Regions from separate parts of the Homo sapiens genome. Here region 1 is linked to region 2. Evidence: read pairs that join two places in POLR2A ChIA-PET (ENCODE). Cell type or tissue: Caco-2. All regions are shown on one strand. Each heading gives the region's core, and the rest is flanking DNA. Links, peaks and the distances in the headings are about the cores only. Region 1 overlaps CSE1L (chromosome segregation 1 like). Region 2 overlaps PREX1 (phosphatidylinositol-3,4,5-trisphosphate dependent Rac exchange factor 1).

Region 1 (2,914 bases), core at 148-2,647, 330 kb after region 2:
TTGGAGTGTGTTTTTTGTTTTCTTCTATATGTGAAGTTTTTTTTCATAATTTGAATTATGATATCCTTGAACTTTTTCCACTGACCTTTTTTACATTTTACAAAAATTGTGTGTTTAGTTTTTTTCTTCTTTTTCATAGAAGCCTCTGGTTAATTTGGTGCATGATTTCCCTGAAAGGGCTCCACTTTCCCATCTACATGTGGCTATATATCTAAAAGCTGCCTAATGGAATCTAAGCATAAGTGGAGTTTTCTAAAATCGCTTTTTTTTTTTTTGGAGACAAAGTCTCGCTCTTTCTGAGGCTGGAGTGCAGTGGCACAATCTTGGTTCACTGCAGCTTCTGCCTCCAGGTTCAAGCGATTCTCCTGCCTCAGCCACCCAAGTAACTGGGATTACAGGTGCATGCCACCATGCCCGGCTGATTTTGTATTTTTAGTAGAGACGGGATTCACCATGCTGGCCAGGCTGGTCTCAAACTCCTGACCTCAGGTGATCCACCCCCCTCAGCCTCCCAAAGTGCTGGGATTACAGGCGTGAGCAACCGCGCCCAGCCTAAAATAGCTTTATTGAAGTACAATTTACATACTATAAGATTTATCCATTTTAAGTGAACTGTTTGGGAAATGTTAGTAAATTTATGTAGATTATGCATGTGTCACCACAGTCCAATTTTAGAACACTCTGTCACCCCCAAAAAGTTCCCTCAGTTTGCACCTAATTTTATCGTCTCACCAACAAGTTGGAGACCATAAAGCTCAATTGATAAGATTCCCAGGATTTGTGATCTGTTGGTAATCATGCACATCTGACACTTGTACTCTGTGTATGTGCTGTTTCTGTGTGTTTTTTCATTTTCCTTTTAATTGAGTGGGTTCAGACTCCTTTTTTTCCCATTTTTAATGGACAAAATTGTATATATTTGTGGTATGCATGTTTTGAAATATGTATACATTGTATAATGGCTAAATCAAGCTAATTAACATATTACTTCACATGCTGTGTGTGTGTGTGTGTGTGTGTGTGTGTGTGTGTGTGTGGTGAAAGCACTTAAAATATACCCAGTAATTTTCAAGTGTACAATACATTATTATAGTCACCTTGTTGTACAATAAATCTCTTGAACTGTGTATTTCTTAGCCTATGTTGTTAGTAGTTAAATCGACGTAGGCCATTTAGTTAGCTTAAAATTTGTGGGCTGGGCACGGTGGCTCACGCCTGTAATCCTAGCACACTGGGAGGCCAAGGCAGGAGGATCACTTGAGTCCAGGAGTTTGAGACCAGCTTGGGCAACATTGTGAGACCCTGTCTCTACAAAATTTTTTTTTTAATTTGTCATCTGTTAGATGTGAAGTTTTTTGGTCAGTTATAAGCATATTATGTGATTTAGTTTTGTTTAAGCTTTAAATATGAAAACTTCTAGAATCATAATCTTAGCTGTCATCTTCTGAACTCTAGAATTTATCTCCCTAGATGCAAATTCTTAGCACTTTGTAGTATTTGCGATTACATGTTGTACATGAAGGAATTTCTTGTTTCTTTAATCTCAGAACTTTATGTGGGATATTTATTTGCTGTTTAAAATTTTAATTTCTCGTTGTGGGGCCTTTTTTTTTTTTTTTTTTAAGACAGGTCTTGCTCCATCACCCAAGTTGGAGTGCAGTGGCACCATCTCAGCTCACTGCAACCTCTGCCCCCAGGCTCAAGACATCTTCCCACCTCAGCCTTCCGAGTAGCTGGGACTGAAGGCACCCACTACCATGCCTGGCTAATTTTTTGGGTTGGTTGGTTGGTTTGTTTTGAGACGGAGTTTTGCTCTTATCGCCCAGGCTGCAGTGCTATGGTGCGATCTCAGCTCACTGAAACCTTTGCCTCCCGGGTTCAAGCGATTCTCCTGCCTCAGCCTCCCAAGTAGCTGAGATTACAGGCTCCTGCCACCATGTCCAGCTAATTTTTGTATTTTTAGTAGAGACGGGATTTTACCATGTTGACCAGGCTGGTCTCAAATTCTTGACCTCAGGTGATCCGCCTGCCTCAGCCTCCCAAAGTGCTGGGATTACAGGCATGAGCCACCATGCCCGGCTTCAATTTTTTTGTAGTTTTGGTAGAGATGGGGTCTCACCCTGTTGACAGGCTGGTCTCTTAACTCCTGAGCTCAAGCAGTCCACCCACCTCAGCCTCCCAAAGTGTCGGGATTTACAGGCCTGAGCCACTGCCCGGGCTCCTTATGGGGCTTCTTTAATAAGTTCCTCCAGTGATTTTTTTTTTCTTAACCTTTATTAGCCCTTTCCCATAGCATTAAATCATATAAACTTCTTGGTGACTTCGAGCAGTCCTTCAGCTTTTTTTTCTATGACTATCTTTTTGAAATTTTGGGATTTTTTTTCATCTCCCTTATCACAAAATTGTCTCACTATTGTTTTTGGGGGAAAAGGCACATCTCATTTGCTGGACTCTTGTCTCAGAGTCAGGTTTACTGCCCATATAAAAAACAACAGATGGATGACTTTCAGAGAGAATAACCCATAATATAAACGGATTTCTTTAAATGTAAATCACTTTTTCCGTAAGTGACCAGTTATCCAAACCTTATTTTATATTTTAGATCCTATAGCAATGGAACTCAGCGATGCAAATCTGCAAACACTAACAGAATATTTAAAGAAAACACTTGATCCTGATCCTGCCATCCGACGTCCAGGTAAAGAAAATAAACGTTTTTTGGTTGATTAATTCCTTCAGGACAGGTGAGAGAAACCTATGTATTATCTGCCTCCTTATAAATATATTTTAAAAAATTCATACTTGGGTTCTCAAGCGTAGTTTATAAGTGTTACAGCTGCTATACCATGGTGTGTTGTTTCTTTTTTGAGTAAAATAGCTTTTATTTGGCATCTTCTGGGATTAAAAAGTACTA
Region 2 (2,914 bases), core at 131-2,630:
AAGGGCCAGATGGTAAATATTTTAGGCTCTGCTGGCTACATCCACTCTCTGCTACATATTCTTCTGGGGTTTTGCTTGTTCGTTTAACAAAGCTTTTAAAAAAAAGAGTAAACATCATTCTTAGCTCATAGGCTGTATAAAAACAGGCCATGGGCTATATTTGGCCCAGAGGCCACAGTTTTGCCCACCCTGTCTCTAACCACTACAGTACACTGTCTCTTAATGCTGGTAGCTAATCCAAGTTCGAAAGACACATCACACAGATCACACAAAGCACATCTGCAGGCCCGATTTGGTCCACAGGCTACCAGTTTATAAGTTTCACCTGAAGCTTCTTCCACAACCAGGTGAAGACCTGAGCTACAGCATTTCTAAGACCTATCTAGGGATCGAAGCCATGGCAACAACAAGTGCTGAAGTTCCTTTCGAGATTGCTGGGAGAGATCAACAGCAGGAGCAGACCAGAGGAGGCATGGGAGAGCTGCGTCCCACCCCCACGGCTGCGCACAGCAAAGTCCTGTGTTCGTGGGCAGAGCTGATGGCCCCAGGGTCTGGCCCAGTTCAGAGGCTCCAGCATCACCCACCTTCTCCAGCAGAAAACCAAGATGAAGAATGCCCTGGTACCCTTCCCCTCCCCTTTTGCTTCCAGTTCATGGAGCAAAAATACACAAACCCCTGTGAGCAGGTGCGTGAATGAGGCCCCACCAGCCAAATTAATCCCCCCACAGGGAACCTAAAACACAGCTGCCTTCAGGACAGAGCCAGGACAGGCTCCGGCCAATAGCCATTTTGTTCAGCCATTTCCAAGGGCTGAAACCCTGGGCTGAGAGCAGTGGAAGGCGGAAGAGCCGTCCCCTGGGCTCAGGATCTGTCCAGCAGCCAGGCTGAAGCCTAGAATCAAGACTTCTCCATCCCCACAGAAGCAGCAAACCTTCCCTGCTTTGCCCAGCCAAGACAAAGCCAGGGCTGGCGGCAGGGAAGGAAACAGCAGGTGTATGGAAGGCTGCATTTGCCCAGCCAACACCTATGCCTGCCCTCACCCTGCCTTCCACAAACAGCTCAGACTTTGGTCACGTGGGGTTCATCTGTCCTCACTCATGGCCTGTGGGACCTAGTGATTGGTTCAAGGTTGGAGCACATGACCCAAGTCTGAGCCAATTAGAATTCCCTTGCTCAAAATGATTGGTTCAGGAGTGCAGCACCTGACCCAGGTCTCAGCCAATCAGAACACAACACTGCCCTGCTCACTGTCATTGGATCAGAGTGGAGTGAGACCATGTCTCAGCTAATCAGAGCACAGCAATAGTGATTGGTTCAGGGGTAAAGCACGGGTCTAAGCTGACTGGAGGATGATAAATGGTACATGCAAAGGCTTCATGTAATTTGTCCAGGTCAAAGCGCATGACTCAGGCCCAAACCATTTGGCATATGACCTTCCCCTGGCTGCAGATAGCCAAAGACAGAATGAATCTCAGGACTTTCCTCAGCTCTTAGTAGAGAGGTTCACTCTTTCCCACTGACCTTAAACTTGAGAGGATGTGAGGCCAGGAGAACCACAGCCACCTGCTGCCACACTGAAAATAAGCCTGAATGGTGGAAAGCAGGGTGAACGAGAGAGAAAGAGGCAGGGTCCTGGTTTAAATCCAGCCCGGCCCAAAGCTGACACTGCTGCTAGACTTCTCAGATACTTGAACTAACAAATTTTATGTTATGCTGAAGCCAAAGAGTTTTCTGTCACTTCAAATACGGGAAAGTCTCACCTTAAGGAGGAGCGGGTACTTGCAGATCCTCTGGATCGGAGACAACAGGTAGCCTTCCAAAGGGATGTCCGTGGTCTTCCGGCCTCCCAGAAGCATGCAGCTCTGCAAAGGGACAGGAGACCTTCATGAAACCCACCAAGGATAGCACAGGGACATAGCCACCCTCAACCATGAGAAACGCTCTCAGAGCACAGCTACAATCACTTGGCAAGCGATTTAGCGACCCGTAGAAGTGAAAACGTGCATCATCTACAACCAACACAAACCCTACTGGGCCAAATCTTGCCTACTCCCCATTTTGGTAAGTTTTATTAGAAACACAGCCACATCCATCACATTGGCTGTGGCCCCCTACAAGCTACAACGGCAGAGCTGAGTTGTTGGGGAAAAAAAGGCCATATAGTGGCAAAACTTAAAATATTGACTATCTGGCCTTTTACAGAAAAATTCACCCATTCCTGGTCTAGAGAAGCTTTCACATATACACACCAGGAGACTCAAAAATGCCTTGCTTACAACAGTAAAAAATGGGACGCGACCTAAATATCCATCACCTGAGAATGGAAACATCTGTATTTTTGTTTCAGTCTGTTTGCAGCAGATTTATACAATGGTAGCTAGCTATGCAGCAGTTAAAATGAGATAACCAGGGCCACACGTAGCAACACGGGCGAACCCCAAAAATGTACTCTTGTGCAAAAGAAAGAAGGATATGTACAGTATGAAGCCACTTACAGAGATCTTTTAAAGACATGGCACATAAAACTATGCGCTGTTTATGGAGAGCATGTATGAGGTCAAATATAAAGACATGCGTGTTAAAGGAATGCACCCAATTCCAGTGGGGGTTCCCTCTGTGGAGGGAGAGTTTTGGGTTGGAAAGTGAACCAAGAACCTTCAACTGTTACTGAAAATGTCCTAGTTCTTTAGCTGGGAGGAGTGTACGTGATTCTGTCATATGCATACCTCTATTTTGGCTTGCAGAGTTAAAAAGTACAGCTCTCTTAGGAATGGAATACCGTTACCCTAACTCCCACGCTCAGCCCTAAGCTCCTGTCCACATGAATCAACCCAGTGTTCTCCATGTCAATACTTCCGCCCTGCAGCCCCCTTGCCTCTCTCGGCTCATTCCATGCCTCTTCTCTGGAATGTAT

Evidence for each region. ChIA-PET counts read pairs that join two places held together with the same protein. Peaks named below come from ENCODE experiments on the same cell type or tissue, not always from the same donor. Only the 100,000 strongest peaks of a DNase experiment are listed, where the experiment ranks them.
Region 1: POLR2A ChIA-PET joins it to region 2 with 10 read pairs; 3 of 35 experiments call an interaction of 5 or more read pairs at or near these places.

Annotation. Positions count from the first base shown.
Region 1 is chr20:49,055,851-49,058,764 of GRCh38, forward strand. It overlaps CSE1L (chromosome segregation 1 like), which reads left to right. Exons shown (of 25, transcript NM_001316.4): 2 at 2,603-2,698. The coding sequence starts at 2,614. Among named protein-coding and RNA genes, the nearest start is that of CSE1L, 11 kb to the left of the region's middle. In Caco-2, for the core only: no CTCF peak of the experiment used is centred there; no DNase peak of the experiment used is centred there.
Region 2 is chr20:48,724,530-48,727,443 of GRCh38, forward strand. PREX1 (phosphatidylinositol-3,4,5-trisphosphate dependent Rac exchange factor 1) reads right to left here. Exons shown (of 40, transcript NM_020820.4): 5 at 1,761-1,862. Among named protein-coding and RNA genes, the nearest start is that of PREX1, 100 kb to the right of the region's middle. In Caco-2, for the core only: no CTCF peak of the experiment used is centred there; a DNase peak (open chromatin) is centred at 1,272.